Linked DNA regions of Homo sapiens: region 1 is linked to region 2. Evidence: chromatin loops called from intact Hi-C (ENCODE). Cell type or tissue: B cell. All regions are shown on one strand. Links, peaks and the distances in the headings refer to the core of each region. The heading gives the core; the rest is flanking DNA.

What was found. A loop is a pair of places that touch in the nucleus more often than their neighbours do. Peaks named below come from ENCODE experiments on the same cell type or tissue, not always from the same donor. Only the 100,000 strongest peaks of a DNase experiment are listed, where the experiment ranks them.
Region 1: it touches region 2 in a loop (11-fold over the local background); 4 of 110 quality-filtered maps call a loop at or near these places.

What each region holds. Positions count from the first base shown.
Region 1 is chrX:154,744,643-154,753,531 of GRCh38, forward strand. GAB3 (GRB2 associated binding protein 3) reads right to left here and starts at 6,435. Exons shown (of 10, transcript NM_001081573.3): 1 at 6,312-6,435. The coding sequence starts at 6,383. RefSeq lists silencers at 6,081-6,140, 6,311-6,390. In B cell, for the core only: a CTCF peak has its summit at 4,282 (motif pointing left); DNase peaks (open chromatin) are centred at 4,269, 5,509, 6,229 and 6,779; H3K4me3 peaks cover 1,840 bases; H3K27ac peaks cover 1,131 bases.
Region 2 is chrX:154,801,056-154,809,944 of GRCh38, forward strand. It overlaps MPP1 (MAGUK p55 scaffold protein 1), which reads right to left and starts at 4,430. Exons shown (of 12, transcript NM_002436.4): 1 at 4,217-4,430. The coding sequence starts at 4,318. RefSeq lists a silencer at 4,395-4,554. In B cell, for the core only: no CTCF peak of the experiment used is centred there; a DNase peak (open chromatin) is centred at 4,486; H3K4me3 peaks cover 1,248 bases.

The DNA.
Region 1 (8,889 bases), core at 562-8,561, 56 kb before region 2:
AATCAGTAAGGATACAGAAGAACTGAATAACATTATCAACCAACCTGGCCTAATTAACATTTATAGAACACTTTACCCAATGACAGAAGAATACATATTTTTTCAAGTGCTTATGTACATGAAGTGAAACTATATTGTGGGCCATGATATACATTTAACAAATTTTAAAGAATATAAATCATATAGAGTTTGTTCTTAGATCATAATGGAATTTAACTAGAAATTAATAATAGAAAGATATCTAGAAATTCCAATATTGGGAAATTACATAAACTTCCAGAAAACCCTTGGATCAAAGAGGAAATCTCAGGGGAAAATTAAATAATACTTTGAAATGAATTAAAATGAAAATGCAACATATCCAATTTTGTGGGATGCACCTAAAGTAGTGCTTAGAAGGAAGATTGGCCAGGTGTGGTGGCTCACGCCTGTAATCCCAGCACTTTGGGAGGCCAAGGTGGGCTGGATCACTTGAGGTCAAGAGTTCAAGACCAGCCTGGCCAATATGGTGAAACCGCATCTCTACTAAAAATTCAAAAATTAGCCAGGCATGGTGGCAGGTGCCTGTAATCCCACCTACTCAGGAGGCTGAGGCAGGAGAATTGCTTGAACCCAGGAGGCAGAGGTTGCAGTGAGCTAAGATTGTGTCACTGCACTCCAGCCTGGGTGACAATGCGAGACTCAGTCTCAGAAAAAAAAAAAAAGGAAGATTATAGCACTAAATGCTTATATTAGAAAATAAGAAAGGTCTCAAATCAGTAATTTAAGTTTCCTCCCTAAGGAACTAGATAAAGAAGTGATTAAATTAAACCCAATGCAATCAAAAGGAGGAAAATAATAAAGATAAGAGGATAAATTAATGAAATTGAAAGCAGGGAGAAAGTAGAGAAAATAAACGAAACCAAAGGATGGTTCCTAAAAACTAATGTAATAAATGAAAACTGAGGCATCACTACAAATCATACAGGCATTTAAAGGATAATAAGGGAACATAATGAACAACTTTCTGCCAATAAATTCAAGAACTTAGACAAAATAGAGAAAAGCCTTGAAAGACACTAACGACACTCATTCAAGAAGATATGGATAACCCACATAGCCCTATATCTATTAAAGAAATAAAATTTGGCCAGGCCCAGTGGCTCACACCTGTAATCCTAGCACTTTGGGAGGCCGAAGCGGGTGGATCACCTGAGGTCAGGAGTTCGAGACCAGCCTGGCCAACATGGCAAAACCCTGTCTCTACTAAAAATACAAAAATTAGCCAGGCATGGTGGTGGGCACCTGTAATCCCAGCTACCCGGGAGGCTGAAGCTGGAGAATCTCTTGAACCCAGGAGGTGGAGGTTGCAGCGAGCCAAGATCGTGCCACTGCACTTCAGCCTGGGTGACAAGAGTGAAACTCCATCTCAAAAAAAAAAAAAAAAAAAAGAAAGAAAGAAAATTTGTAGTTGATAGCCTTCCCAAAAAGAAAAGTATAGGCCCAGATGTTTTCAATGGTGAGTTCTACCAATCATTTAAGGAAGAAGGAATACCAATTCTACACAACATCTTTCAGAAAATACAAGAGGAGGGAGAACTTCTGATTTCATTTTATGATGCCAGCATTATGCTAATATCAAAACCAAAGATAGCATAAAAAAGGAAAACTGCAGACCGATATCCCTCATGGACAGAGACAAATATCTTCAGCCAAACTATCAGCAAAGCAAATCCAGAAATATATGAAAAGAATAATATGTTACAACCAACTGAAGTTTATCCCATAAGTTCGAGGTTGGTTCAACATTTAAAATCAAGCAGTGTAATTCACCATAGTAACAGACTAAAAAATAAAAAACATATCATCATTTTTATAGATGCAGGAAACACAACAAAATCCAACTCATGAGAAGAAGCCTCAGCAAACTAGCAAGATGGGGGAGCTTCCTCAATTTGGTAAAAGGTGCCTACAAAAAGCCTACAGCTAACATACTTAAAAGGTGAAAAATGGAATGCTTTCCCTCTAAAATCAAGAAAAAGTCAAGGATGTCTGCTCTCGTCATTTCTATGCAACATTTATAGTATTGCAGGTTGCAACTACAGACAAGGCTATTAGAACTAATAAGTGAGTTTAGCAAGGCTATGGGATATGAGGTCAGTGAAATCAATTGACAAACCAATCCTAAAATTGCCATAGAAAAACAAAGGACCTAAAATAGCCAAAACAACTCTGAGAAAGAAAAAGTTTGAGGGCTAAAATAACCTGATTTCAAGAATTATTGTAAAGCTACAGTCATTAGTCATTAAACAGCATGTTGTTGGCATAAAACAAATAGATCAATGGAACAGACTAGAGAATCCAGAAATAGATCTACATGGATATGGTAAATGGATTTTTTTTTAGATAGTTTTGCTCTTGTCGCCCAGGCTGGAGTGCAATGGTGTGATCTCAGCTCACTGCAACCTCCACCTCTGGGGTTCAAGCAATTCTCCTGTCTCAGCCTCCCAAGTAGCTGGGATTACAGGTGCCCACCACCATGCCTGGCTAATTTTTTTTGTGTTTTTAGTAGAGACAGAGTTTCACCATGTTGGCCAGGCTGGTCTTGAACTCCTGACCTCAGGAGATCCTCCAGCCTCAGCCTCCCAAAGTGCTGGGATTATAGGCGTGAGCCACTGTGCCCTTCAGGTAAATTGGTTTTTGATGATGTTTCAAAAGTAAATCAATGGAATAAAGGCAGTCTACTCAATAAATAGTACTGGAACAAATGAAATCGGTATGCAAGAAAAGAAACCATGATACAAACCTCACAGCTTTTATAAAATTTACTCAAAATGGATCATAGATCTAAATATAAAATATCTAAATATAAAATATAAAATTATAAAACTTTCAGAGGCCAGGTACATTGGCTCACGCCTGTAATCCCAGCACTTTAGAAGGCCAAGGTGGAAGGATCACTTGAGGCCAAGAGTTGGAGACCAGCCTGCGGGCAACATGGAGAAATCCTGTCCTCTCTACAAAAAATACAATTAGCAGTGCATGGTGGGGAGCAGCTATAGTGCCAGCTACTCAGGAGACTGAGGTGGGAGGATCACTTGAGCCCAAGAGGTCAAGGCTGGGTGACAAAGGATCTTAGGCTAGATGAAGAGTTGTTAGATTTAACATTAAATCCATGATTCATAAAAGAAAAATTGTATTGGGGATTTCATTAAAATTTTTAAATTTTAGTTCTTCAAAAGAGGATGAAAAGACAAAAACTATGGGCTGCTAGAAAATATTTGCAAATTAAATATGCAACAAAGAACCTATATCCAGAGAACCTATATCCAGGGACAAAAACAGTGCCTGGCTCTTGGCATTGTTTTGAAAACTAAATGAGTTAATACAAGTTCTTAGTGTAGTGCCTGGCACATATAAACATTCAATAAAAGTGAACTATTATAGCTTTATTATCACTGTTATTATAGGACTCTTTAAAATGGATAAAAATAGATGCAAGCCAAATGTTCACCAATAGAGAAATTGTTATATTATATGTATTACAAGGAATATTTGACAATGCTTTAACGAATGAAGTAAATCTATATGTACTAACCTGGAAAGATGTCCAGGATGTTTGTGAACAAAGCAAATTGCAGGACCGTTAGTAGAATATGATCCCAGTTGTGCAAAAAGAAAATTATATATTTTCTGAAAAATTTTGTAGAATGGTACTCACTGAACGGCTCACAGTTGTTATCCCTGGGTTGGGGAGTGGAATAAGGAGGAGAGCAAAGGGAAGGTAGCGGGGTAGGGGAAATTTAAAGGGGGTCTTCACTTTTCATTCTATTTATTAACATAAGAATATATTTCTTGTGAAACAAAAAATACAGATGAAAATAACTATCTTTTAAAAGACCAGTGATAAAAAATAACTTTCTGATTGTCTTCACTGATGGATTCAAGTGGATGAAGTACAAGCCTACTTTGGACTGAAAGGTTTACCTAAAAACTGCCTGAGCTTCCATTTGTAACAGCAAACATTGATGGAGTGCTGCTTGCTGGCCTGGCAGCACGAATAACTGAGTTATTGTCCTGGTTGTGCCAATAACTAGTTTTGCTATGTTACTATTATAAATGTTAAACTATAAACTGGAATCAAGTCTTTTTTTTCTGTCTTCCCAGCCTGTAACACAGGGCCTAGTTCGGAGTTAGCGCTCCGTTAACGGGAGGGAGTGACAGGAATTGAATTTAAGCAGCTGTAACAGCCCTATCCAGGCCCCGTCGAAGTGACACATGATCACCATCTAGTGGTGAAAAAGATTCCTGCAGAATTTAGCTATGAGAGGAAAAAGAATTCTTTCTGTGGTGTGTTCCAGGGACAGATGCCTGTCAGCGAAAAAAGCATTGACTAGATATGATCTTTCTTAGAGACAGTTCCCAAACATCAAGGTTTATGTCTTGGAGTGTTGGTAAGATGACACCTAGGTACTCTTGTGTCTTAAGTCTAGTCACTGCCCCATCATCACACGCCCCACATATCTCTAAGCTGCGCAGTGTCCACTCTTGCCACATCCCCTAAAGGAATGAACCGCGTGTGATAATAGGCACACACACTCATGCCTTCCCAAAGTTGATGAAATACTAATAAACTTCCCTAAGCCAGTCTGCTTAAGATACAAAAAAAGACTGGGAAATAAAATATTCTATAATCTTTGCCCTCCAGGGGCATCTTTCTGTATCATCTACTGAAATTGTATAGTGAACCTTTAAAATGTCTGTCATTCCAAAGGACAACAAGGAAACCCATCCTGAGTCAACACTGCAAGCACTACTGTGTGACAAAAGCCTCACCTGCTCATGCAGGTGATGGGAGCAGGTTTTCTTCTCTTGCCTCCTTTGAGTAGCTTCACAGTTAAGGAAGCAGCTGGATAATGCAGAGGCCAAGAGATATTGGACCCTGTGCTTATGGACTCCTGGACTCAAAAGCAAATGATGTAGGGACACACTGGCACTTAGAGAAATCTCAGTATTTATGCACTCCTGATATTCACGTGCTAAATAGAACAACCTTCCTCTAAAGTTCTGTTCTGCAGAACAAACAACAAAAATCTTTTCAAAGACCCCTAAGAGAGAAACACACACTGTCTAGCCCGATGTGAATGGGGAAAGAGGGCTTGAGCAACTCTATGTTCAGGAAAATCTCCTGCCACACATTCTGGAAGTATTCATACATTATTAAAGTCTTTTTATAATCCCACCTCTTGAACTTCCACACAATATGTGCCTCATCTATGTGGGAACAAAAACAGTTGTGAAATTTGGCCAGAAGAGGACAGCAGTTTGAGAGCACTGTATAGACAAGAGCACAAGGCTGAACCACATTTGGGGTGGGCTGCTTTGGATGAGCGCAGACATGCGCGAGTTTGTTCCTACCACCGTGCAGTGAAGTTGCAGAGAAATTAGGAATTAAGAACAAGATGAATCCATCCAGCTACTCCCAGCCTAAAAAAAGCAAGAAGTCCTAATAGCTATTTATATGCAACTCCCTGGGGACTGAAGTGGTTCTTCCTAATGGCTGAAAAACACTGAGTAGCAATCAGGTCTTTAAGCAGAATGTTTTTAAGACCTTATCGTGAGGACGCTGATGGAGATAATGAACGTTTGAGGTGTCGATAGTACATCTTAAAACGGTAATGGAATAGGTAGGAAGATTCGCTCTTCCAAGTATTCCTAATTTCATATTAGTAAAAGTCAGTTGTCCAGCTGGCACTATAAAAGCGCGGTGTCAGCATTAAGAAGAAGCTGAAAGGAGTTACACGATGAGAAACGAGTTACACTGTGTAGGGTTCCAGACAGCAGTGTCCGATGACAGCTACAAGAGCAGCACTCCTTACTCCTTACGGTCCAGGGGGAATGCAGGCAATTCCCCTCTGGCTGTCAGTCTCCCTATCCCCTGCCGCGTCTCCTTCGCGGGGCGATGGGTCTCAGAGCCACCCCCAGCCAAAGAAAGGGGCACGCTTTCGAGATGTCTCCCTGGCCGCTCCTGTACGGAGAGTGGCGCCTGAGGTTTCAGCCCCAACCCGCCTCCCTCCGCTAGAGTCAGCGGCGGTCTGGAGTCCCTGAGCCCCGCGGGCAGGCGCCACCTGGTCTCCGGCCCGCTGCCTAGCACAGCGGCGAAGCTGGCTCGACGTGCGATTTCGGTTTCCGTCCGTCGGCCTCGCCCGCAGTCCCGGGCGCTGGGAGCGGCTGCGCCTGGCGCGCCCGGAGCCCAGCGGCTCCCCGCGGCCGCCCCGCGGGCGGGTGCCCCGGGACGCGAAGGCCGGGCGGGTGGCGGCGCCCCTACTCACGTAGCGCTGTAGCTTCCTCTCGGGGGGCGACTTAACGAGCCAGCCGGTGCACACTGCGTCGCCCGCACTCATCGTGGCCGCCGCCGCCGCTTCCTCCAGCTGGGCCAGCCGCCCGCGGCAGAAGGAAGTCGGGCCAAGGATGCCGGCGGGGCGGGCCCAGCGCCCGCCCGCCCAGCGCCGCCCCGAGCGGCCGCTGCGACCCCCGCCTCCGGCCGCCGCGGCCCCCGGGGAGGGAACCGACGCCGCCCGCAACCCAAGACGGCGGGAAAAGCAAGCAGCGAAGCCTGGGAAGCCCCTTCGAGCAACTGCAGCTCCGCCAGCGGCTGTGCCCGGGGGGGGGGTGTGGGGGGGGGAGCCTACGCAGCAGGGCGCCTGCCACTCTCACCCAGGGTCACGAGAAAGCGCTCGGAAGGAGCCCTGCGACCTAATGGGAGCACAGCCTGGAACCTGTTGCCCTCATGCCCCATCCCCAATCCGCCACGCCAAACGGGCTGGTCCCTGGGTCTCAGGGACCCTGGAGCTGAAACCCAAGTACCACCTGCATCTGCCATGTGCATAGTTCACGGAGAAACAAAAGCAAGACTCCTCTTGGACTTCCCTATTCCACTTGATTGCTTGCACAGTAGTGTGTTTTCTATGTCCCTCCCCCAAAGATCGTTGTATTCAGTGATAAGCTTTGCCGGCTAAACGGTCTAAATGTCTTAATGAACCCAAATGACCCAAACTCAAAAGGTAGTGCTGTTTGCAATCTCTTTGACTCGAAGGTTTTAAAAGATGGATCTAAAGTCGATTGTGCCAACTAGTGTGCTGACCACGCTAAGTAAAAATAACAATCATGAGCACCTAACACTTGTGACCTTCCTTACTGCCAAGCTAACACCATGCCAGCGATTGTGCTAAGCACTTTCCAGGCGTTATCTCATTGAATCCACACAACACCCTGTCAAAGGGCTCTTATTATTATCTCAATTTTGCAGGTTACTAAAATGAAAAACAGGATGACAGTGTCACTTGTCGAGAGCCACACGAGAAAATCATCCATAGGCAGCCAGAGCTGTGTCAAGAGCCCATCCACTTAAGCACCACCCTCTGCTTTTTGTGGGTATCATCTATGTGACGTTTGCTAGCATCTTCAACAGAATGACCAACCTCCCATCCTATCAGGCCAGATGCTTCAGGGTGATGAGCTAACATGGTAACACCAGTGGAGTCCATCAGCATGCGCACACTGGCTTATAATGATTTTCTTGTGTGAGATAATGTCAGTGTGAATAATGGGTTCAGTAAGTCAATGGGCAGGAGTGCCAGCAGAAATGTGAATTTTAAAAAAGCGAATCCATGTACAAAATTAGTACCTGTTCAAGTGAGAAAAAATTGCTGCCCCTTCCAGATGGCAGTCCAGGTGGCTGTCTGGTCCCCCCAGGGAATGCTGTTATTAAGGGTTCATTGTTTGTCTCTGCCTGTGGGCAGCTTGAGCACTTAGCAGTGGCTGTGGCCATATCAACTGTTGCCAGTCCCTGAGAGCCCCACTATGCATTGCTAATTCTCTAAGTCTTGCTTACACCTCTGTTAAAAAAAAAATCCCTTAATTATACTTTCCTCATTTCAACCCCTTGAGTCTACTGTTTGCTTCCTTTTGAAACCTTGACCGATAGACCTGGTCATGAGGAACTCCCTACGACATTCTGGGTGTAAGTCCAGGGAATGGTGATCATGCAGCAGCAGGGGCCACAAAGATGTGAGCCACCTGCTCTAGCAACTTTCCTGTACCTTCCAGACCTGCTTGAGTCTGGTCTCAAATATTCCACTTCCAAAAGAGGATGAAATAGCACCAAATTTATCAGTGGCAGCTGAAGTTCCATGGTTCTTTGGTGCCCCATGGTCAAGCATTCAGACTTTGCCACAGCCCAGGAGCAAGCTGGAAGCTGTTGGTCAAAAGGAAAATACTTCTTTTGTGGTAGAGGGCATGGTTTACTTCAAAACTCTAGGGCTTTGCTGTGTGTTTCTCCTACTGGGACTTGCCAGAGGCTCCGTGTAGCCTCCCAGTGTGTCAAAGGTCCTGTACCTGTTGAATCTACATGGTCATAAGGGTCAAGTGGCCTGGACCTGTCACAGAGCCTTTTCTTGCCCTGGATCTCTCCCCGAAAACATGCAACCCTACAGATGACTTGCTGAGTGCATTGGTGCGGCACAATTAAATGTAGCATATGTTGCCTACAAAATTCAAACATCCACACCAAATGCCGTGCCTCTTTCTGAGTGGTAGGTGGTAAGCGGTACAACAACATGTTGAATACCCAACGTGGTCCAGACCATCTAAAAACTTTGCTGAGGTTCAGGCTCTTGAGTTTTCATGGGGCTTATCTCCTGCCCTGTGGTGTACTTGTATCTTAATAAAGCATCTAGAGTATTCGCTACCTCTAGATCATCAGGTCCAGTACATATGTCATCAGTGTAATAAACCAGCACAACATTCACAACAATCAAGCTCCATTCAACGTGGATTATGACAGTGAGCCAGAGAATAGATATAGTCCTAAGGTTGTACTTCTGTTCCCGCTAGATGAAAGTAAGCTGC
Region 2 (8,889 bases), core at 465-8,464:
CTTTCTACACTCCACACCCAGAGTTCTTTTTTAGCAACACTGAAAGGTTAGAGACAACTCACTGCTTAGGAGAAAAATCTCTGCATCAACTAATTTTGTCTCCCCTCTTGACACTGTCTCAGGACATTATTGATTGTCACAACTTAGCGGCGAGGTATTACTTTTTACAACAGAATTATCAGACCCAAAGTGTTAACAGTGCCCAGGTTGGCAAACTCCAATTTAAGGGAATTGATCTTAACCTGAAATATCTGTTCCTGGTATTCTATTATACTTCAGTGTCTTGTGTAGGGAGAACAAATGAGTTAGAAAAGAATAGAACGTTCATGATGAAACTCAAATCTGCTTAGCCACAATAAAAGCAGATTCTTATCTGCAAGGTATCCTAAGCCCTTCCAGTTTTGAAAAAAAAGTCATGAAAGGCCCAGGGCGCTGGATCATACCTGTAATCCCAGCACTTTGGGAGGCCGAGGCAGGCGGATCACCTGAGATCAGGAGTTCGAGACCAGCCCGGCCAACATGGCGAAAACCTGTCTCTATCAAAAATACAAAAATTAGCCAGGCGTGTTGGCAGGCGCCTGTAATCCCAGCTAGCTGGGAGACTGAGGCAGGAGAATCGCTTGAACCTAGGAGGCAGAGGTTGCAGTGAGCCAAGACCACACCCCTACACTCCAGCCTGGGTGACAGAGCAAAACTCTGTCTCAAAAAAAAAAAAAAAAAAAAAAAAAAAACAAAAAACAGAAAAAAGTCATGAAGTTCCTGGAAGTGAAGGACAGGAAAGGCAGACTGGCTGAGACCACACCACATACTGGGGAAATTGGGCAGAGGACTAAATAATTTGAAAATTACACTTTACTTTCTAGTATCAGTTCTGTGAAAAGAAAAGCCTTGAACGGAACCATTTCCTTTGCAAAGGAAACAGCAAGATCCAAGTCTGCAGCGAAAGTTCTTTCTCAGGTGAAATTATAACTAGTCAGAAGCAGAGTCAGTGATCATGCACACCGTAGACTCAACCTCCTGCCATCGCAGAAGGTGCCGCACTCGGCATGCACCTTGGTGTCCGTGCACAGGCTGTTCCCTCTGCCCAGGTACCACCTGCCAGTTACAGCCTAGGTACTGCGAAATGCAAGAGCCCACTGTGCTGGGTGCCCCTCCTTGCTCCACAGCGCTCCACAGCTGCTTCTATCACATCACCACCACACTACTGTATTTGTTTCCATGTCTGCGTCCTTCCTTATTTGCCTCTTAGTTCCAGCAGCAGACCTGGAGTAGGCAACAAACAACACTGCGTCACACTCAGTGACCACCAGCGGGGAGTAATGCTGCATGTGATGGCCTAAGAACCAAGAAACAGGTTTTCTTGGTGGAAATTTGCCTGGAGCCTGACTTATCTGTTAGGTGATTTTTTTTTGATGTGGGATAGGCCCAAGAGAATTTTCAGGGATTCTCAACCAATTGCTTCAGGTCCTGGGGAAAGTGTTGCTTCAAACAGGCCCGAAGAGAAAAGCAGTATTGGGAATTTTACAACTACTTTTATGTGCATTAATGGATACTGCTGTGAAGAACAAGGCCAGAGAGAGCTAATAAAATTAGTTTCTCCATTAACCTGCCTAGACCACATTGAAAAGAAAAAAAAAATTAGTTTATCCAAGGAAGGAGATATACTTAAATAGGGGAGATAGGCTACATTCAAACCTATTGCAAAATTACCTTTAGACAATATTCTTTCAGTATTAAATGTGGATTATAATTGGAAGTGAAACTTTGTTTTGAATCGGTAGCCTTTTTCCATAAAGTGACACCTTTAAATGAAACTTTCAGCAAAATAATTTTATAATTTCTATTGAAGCCAACAACTTCCTCACAGGTTTTCCTGCTTCAAATCTTGCCATTATAGGAAAACTTTCTGACTGCTACTACTGGGCAGGCAGCTCCTAGGGAGATACTGGGTCATTACCCTGGATGTCCCAGTGTGGCTCAAGGTCCTTGTCAAGCATTATCTCATGTAAATGTTGCCACAACCTTCCAAACTTGCCAGTTTCATAAAGGAGAGAAACCTAAGGCACAGAGAGCTTCAGCAGCTTGCCCAAAACCATGCAGCAAGTGAAAGGCAGAGCTTGCTGCTGCAGCAAAGACTGGTAAGAGCCCCAAAGGGAAGGTGAACCTAAAGAAATAAGAATCCGCAGGTTGTGGAGTCAAGCCACACTTCATCGTGTGAAGAGTCTCCCTCAGATGCTCACTTTGGCACAGCTGGATACTATTTCATTCAGGGATTCAGTAAGTTTTCTTATTTGATCTTCTTCAAATCCGTTAGTAAAAACCAAACAAATTAGCTAACTGGTAGACTATCTCCAATATTACAGTATAAACTCACAGCCCCACAAAACGTGCTGTTTACTCAGAGGTTGTGCCCACAACATAACACTGGTGGTGACAGGGCCTCTTTTCAAAAAGGCACAGTCTTTCAAGCATGCCCATAAGGGAACACATAGGTTTACATAAGAACCCCGACACAAAATACATCATACTGTAGGATTCTATTTATATAAAATTCCAGAAAAGGCAAATCTATAGTGACAGATCAGTGGTTGCCATGTTCCAGGTGGAGGAAGGTGACTGACTGCCAAGGGTCACAGGGGAACTTCCTGGAACCTTGAAAATGTTTATTCTTTGTCATGATTGTGGTTGTCGTTACATGACTATATACATCTGTCAAATGTCATCAAACTACACAATTAAATTTCATGAATTCTACTGTATGCTAAGTGTACCTCAATAAGACTTCCAGAAATAAATAGATTTTTTAAAAATAGTTGAGGCTCAGCCAAGTGAGTACTGATTGTGGGGAAGAAAAAAATCACAAGTCCAAGTTTATGGGGAATCAGGTAACAGAACTTGTAATTTTGTCTCATCATCTGTATAACAATAGCATCTTTCATGCCTGTATTATTTCTGCACTCATTTAAACTCAGGCTGTTGCAATCCTGATTTGAAATGACAGGCAGGTGTGAATGCCTCACTCGAGTGGAATATAAAGGGTAAGGCAATGCGGTGCAGCAGACACAAAATCTAGCCTCAGTTCTGATGCCCATTACTTGTTTCCTTGAGTTAATGCCACTTAGCCCAAAGAGTCTACAGCTCTACTGCTTGCCTTATGTTGCAGGGACCTTCAGTTTTTTCATCTGTGAAATCGGAGGGTTACTGTAAATCCCAAATGTCCATCTCTTCAGTCATTTATTAATTTAGCAAACATTTCTGAGGACCCACTTATTGGGCACTTAAAGAAGTGAGTATGACACGGCCCTGCCCTAGAAGACCTTGCAGTCTAGGAAGGAGGTTCATGCTGTGACTTCTGAGCTTCTGCCTGGCTCTCTGGTTCTCTCTGGACATTTTCCCCTTGGGACCTGGCCAGCATGCTGTGAGGAAGACCAAGCCACAGGGAGAGGCTGCTGGTTGATTTTCTGGCTCATGGCTCATGGCTCCAAATGAGTAAGTGAGCCGTGTCCCCACCTGACAGACCCTGAGTGACGACCACCTTGCTGGGCCCAATCAAAACGAAATATGAGAGACAAGAAAATGCTCAGTGTTGTAAACCAGCGAGTTTGGGAGAGATTTGCCAGTAACAGATAAGCACAACCTACCCTTAGGGCATCTTTGAGGACGGAGGTTAATAGCTATTTACCAGCCATCCATCCCTGGAATCTGGATTCCTTGTTCCACCCGCAAATATACACTGGCCACCCTCTTTGCACCATAGCACAAGGGGACCTGCCTAAATGAAGAGGAACAGTGAGTGAGCTCTTTAGAACCAGAAGCTGGCTTTTACAATCATTTCTGCTGACCCAAACACAAGCACTTCAACAACAACCAGGCAGACCTACTCCTTGATGTGTTCCTTAAAGACTTTCTGTTACTCTGACTTCCGTCCACGAGGAAGTTTTCCTTGCCCTTAATAAGCGCACTGTCCAGGCCGCTGCCTCTCCTGATTTCCAACTGGAAGGACTGCTGGGGGCAAGGATCCACTGCACCAGCAGCCCGGTACGAACCCGGCCGCGCGCTGGCCTTGTCCTCACCCCGCCGGCTATCGCGGTCTCCGACCTATGGCCAGGACCCGCAAGGACAGGCCCCCCGGGGACAGGGACCGGGACAGGGAAAGTCCCGAGATGAATGGCCGAGCCCCGGCCCAGCGCCCTTGGGACTAGCGGGGCCCGCTCACCTCTGGCCGACTACGCTTCTGCAGCAAATGCTCCAGGTAGAGGTCGGAGAGCGCCGTGTGCATGCTGCCCCCACTCTCGCCCTCGCTCGCCTTGAGGGTCATCTCGCAGAAGCTGGAACACTGGAACGCAAGACAGGGCAGCGCTGGGAATGACAGGGCCCGGGGCCTGCGGGGCTGCGGAGAAGGCGGGAGACGCGGTGCGGCTGGGCCAGTCACCGCCCCGCAGGCGGTGCGCCGGGAGGGCGCGGACGGAGCTCCGCCTACGGCCCGCCCACTCCTGCCCTCGCTCCGCCCATGGAAGTCTCCCACGCCCCGGACTCCGCGGCTCCCTGCGCTCCGAGAAGCGGCCCTTAAAGGGCCTGAGGAAGTCGTAGCTGTAGGTGGCCGCGTGAGATGAATGCCAGAAAGATAAGAAAGGGGAGGGGGCCCCCAGCTTCTGGGTGGTTGAGCACACGGCCCACGCCCCGTTGGGCCTGAGCCGCCCGGGTGCCCTGGCCAAATTCGTGGGGATTGCAGGGAGGCAACAAGGGAAATCAGAATCGGCCGGCTTAGTGGAGTTCAAAAGATGTAGGTGAACTCTAGACTCTTCCCATAAATTGATGCGGGCGCAGCATTACCCTTTGAGATCTGGACATTGCGAAAATGCCTTTAAGGCTGCTGTGCTGCTGCACCCTGTCATTTAATTGTTGTGTGCTGTTTGATGATGAAACATCTTATTGCCTTCAAAACCAAACTGTTTTTACTTAGGGCAGATCTCCTGCTGTAAATGCCACAAAATTTTTCCGGCTCAGCGAAAGCAAAGGCAGCAAACATTCCTTAGTAACCCTAGAGGAGGATTCCTTAGCATCCTAACGCATTGGAGACATTCAAACACCAGTCACAGCGATGGAAGGCTTTCTGAACAAAACAAACATTTAATGGGCTTGTACGGCTCTTGGTCCCCTACCCCAAGCTAGTAGCCTCACAGTATTAGAAGCAGTTCATCACTACATGTAATCTTATTCTGACCTTCCTCAAAGCTTCCTGGGAAGGAGGAGCTCATAGCCAAGAGGAGAAAATCCAAGGGCAACAGTTTAGAGCTGCATTGCCCAGTTTTCTCTACCAAGAGGCCGAACTCATGTGAATGACGGTTCCCTTCCTCAAGATCACTCTAAACGAACGGGGGGGGAGGGGGGGGTGGGGTGGGGGGGGAGAGATTGAAATTAAGACTGTGATATTGAGGCATGGATAGATTAATTGAGCAATGGCATAGAATAGAGAACCCCGAAACGCAACCATGCAAGTATAGAAATGTGGTATATGATAGAAGTGGCATGTTAGGTAAGTAAACAGGGACATTTTATTAACTGACGCTGGAAAATGGTTATTTATATTGGAAAAGATGAAATTGGAATCCTCATTCATGTGATATGGAAAATAATAATAATCTATTCCAGATGGATTAAGGAATTAAATGTCAAAAACATACCCTTAAAGCTCTTGACAGGAAACATAGGCAAGGAACTTTTAGACTTTGGGATACAGATTTCTAAACAATGTAGACAAACCATTGACCATAGAATGGAATAGTGGTAACTTTGACTTTAAGAATTTTAATTTATGAAGACACCATAAAGAGCAAAAAACACAGCTGTGCATTGGGAGAAAATATTTTCAATACAGATAAGTGGCAAGGAATTCCAATTGCGAATATATAAAGGACTACAAATTATTAAGAAAAACACAATCCAGTAAAGAAGTGGGCAAAACACATGAATAGGCATTTCACCAACAGAGAGACGCATATGGCCAATAAACATACATATAAAGAGATGTTCGACATCATTAGTGATCAGGAAAATGCAAAGCAAAACTACAATGAAATACCACTGTTCACCCATTCAGTTGTCAAAAATTTAAAAGTCTAACAGTACCAAGTGTTGGGGAGGATGTGAATCCATATGATTTATTGAATATTGCTGGTGGGAGTCTAAATTGGTACCAGTTGTAAGGAAAACGGGTTTCCATTATCTCTTACAGTTGAACATACATCTACCCTCTGAGCCAGCAATTCTGCTCCTAGAGGGAACAACTATTCCCAGTTTGGTCTGTAACCTTCCAGGTCTCCCTCTGTGCATCTGCAAAATATTCAGGACTAGAGTTGCCTTGTTTGTCCAGGTACGAAAACCATAGTATGGATGGCCTTGCTCCAATTTATACTCCTTCCATATTTTCTCAGCCTTATCTACTTCCCAGGCGATCAGGCACTTGATCAATGGAAATCCCTGACTGCCACTGACGTTTTCACATCTCCTGACACTTCTGACTCCTTCACTTTTCTAAAGTGAGGGCTAGGTTCTGAAATGACCTCTACTGCACTCACTGCAGCAGGAGCTTCTGCACTCAAGCTCATCCTGACCAGATCCATGGAGGCTCTGATGACTCCTACCACTTTTGGATTCAGGATTGAACTGTGGTGTGTGGGATCTGGCTTTCCTACTGACTACCAGGACCAAGGTAACACAACTCAGAGGTGTGAGGAAACTAACAAACACCTAATAGGGTGAACTTTGACCACTGACAGAAATGAGACAAACACCCGTAGGCAGATCAATTCCTTTCCTCAACCATTTCAAGATGGTGTGATTCTATACAACTCTTCTGGAAGCATTCAGGAAGACTGTGAGATAAGCTGTGTTTTCTTGAGTAACAGTGGCGAACTCAGTAGCACACCAAAGTATATTTTGTTTCCATCCTTCCCTACCTCACTTCATTTATTCCCTCACTCTTACACCCATGGGATTGCATCCTTCACTAAAGATTTACCACATATGTTTTGCTCCAGGCTTTGCTTTCTACCAAACATAGGCTAAGAAAACAGGTGTCAGAAATGGGGTGGCCTCAGAAAACAGACCCTCAGGATAGGACTTTTGCTATACAAATACATGGACATTAAATAATCTGCTCTTGAATGGTATTTGGGTCAACAATGAAATCAAGATGGAAATCAAAAATTTCTTTGAGCTGAATGATAATAGTGACACAACTTATCAAAACTTCTGGGATACAGCAAAAGTGGTGCTAAGAGGAAGATTCATAGCATTAAATGCCCATATCAAAAAGTCTAAAACAGCACAAATAGACAATCTAAGGTCACATTACCCGACTTCAAACTATACTACAAGGCCGTAGTTACCAAAACAGCGTGGTACTGGTATAAAAATAGGCATGTAGACCAATGGAACAAAATACAGAACACAGAAATAAAGCCAAATACAAACAACTGATCTTTGACATAACAAACAAAAACATAAAATGGGGAAAGGACACCCTGTTCAACGAATGGTGCTGGGAAAATTGGCACGCCACATGTAGATAATTGAAACTGGATCCTCATCCCTCGCCTTGTACAAAAATCAACTCCAGATGGATCTAAGATTTAAATCTAACACCTGAAACCATAAAAATTCTAGGAGATAACACTGGCAAAGCTATTCTAGACATTGGCTTAGGCAAAGAGTTCGTGACCAAGAACCCAAAAGCAAATGCAACAAAAACAAAAATAAATAGGTGGGACCTGATTAAACTGAAAAGCCTCTGCACAGCAAAAGAAATAATCAGCAGAGTAAACAGACAACCCACAGAATGAGAGAAAATATTTGCAAACCATGCATCTGATGACAAAGGACTAATATCCAGAATCTACAAGGAACTCAAACAAATCAGCAAGAAAAAAATAACCCCATCAAAAAGTGGGCAAAGGAATGAATAGACAATTCTCAAAATATACAAATGGCCAATAAACATACGAAAAACTGTTCAACATCACTAATTATCAGGGAAATGCAAATTAAAACCACAATGAGATGCCACCTTACTCCTGCAAGAATGGCCATAATAAAAAAAAATCAAAAAAGAATAAATGTTGGTGTGAATGTGGTGAAAAGAGAACACTTTGACACTGCTGGTGGGAATGGAAACTAGTACAACCACTGTGGAAAACAGTACCGAGATTTCTTAAAGAACTACAAGTAGAACTACCATTTGATCCAGCAATCCCACTACTGGGTATCTACCCAGAGGAAAAGAAGTCATTATTTGAAAAAGACACTTGTACATACATGTTTATAGCAGCACAATTTGCAATTGCAAAGATATGGAACCAGTCTAAATGCCCATCAACCAACAAATGGATAAAGAAAATATGGTATATATACACCATGGAACACTACTCAGCCATAAAAAGGAACAAAATAATGGCAACTCACAGATGGAGTTGGAGACCACTATTCTAAGTGAAATAACTCAGGAATGGAAAACCAAATATTGTATGTTCTCACTTATAAGTGGGAGCTAAGCTATGAGGACAAAAGGCATAAGAATTATACTATGGACTTTGGGGACTCGGGGGAAAGGGTGGGAGGGGGATGAGGGACAAAAGACTACACATTGGGTGCAGTGTACACTGCTGAGGTGATGGGTGCACCAAAATCTCAGAAATTACCACTAAAGAACTTATCCATGTAACTAAAAACCACCTCTACCCAAATAATTTTGAAATAAAAAATAAAAATATTTTAAAAAGAACTCTTTAAAATAAATAATGAAAAGCACCAACAGACTTATGAACAGGCAATAGAAAAAATGAGAAATAGAAAGGAATACAAATAAAAGTACAGAAAAAAAATATGGCA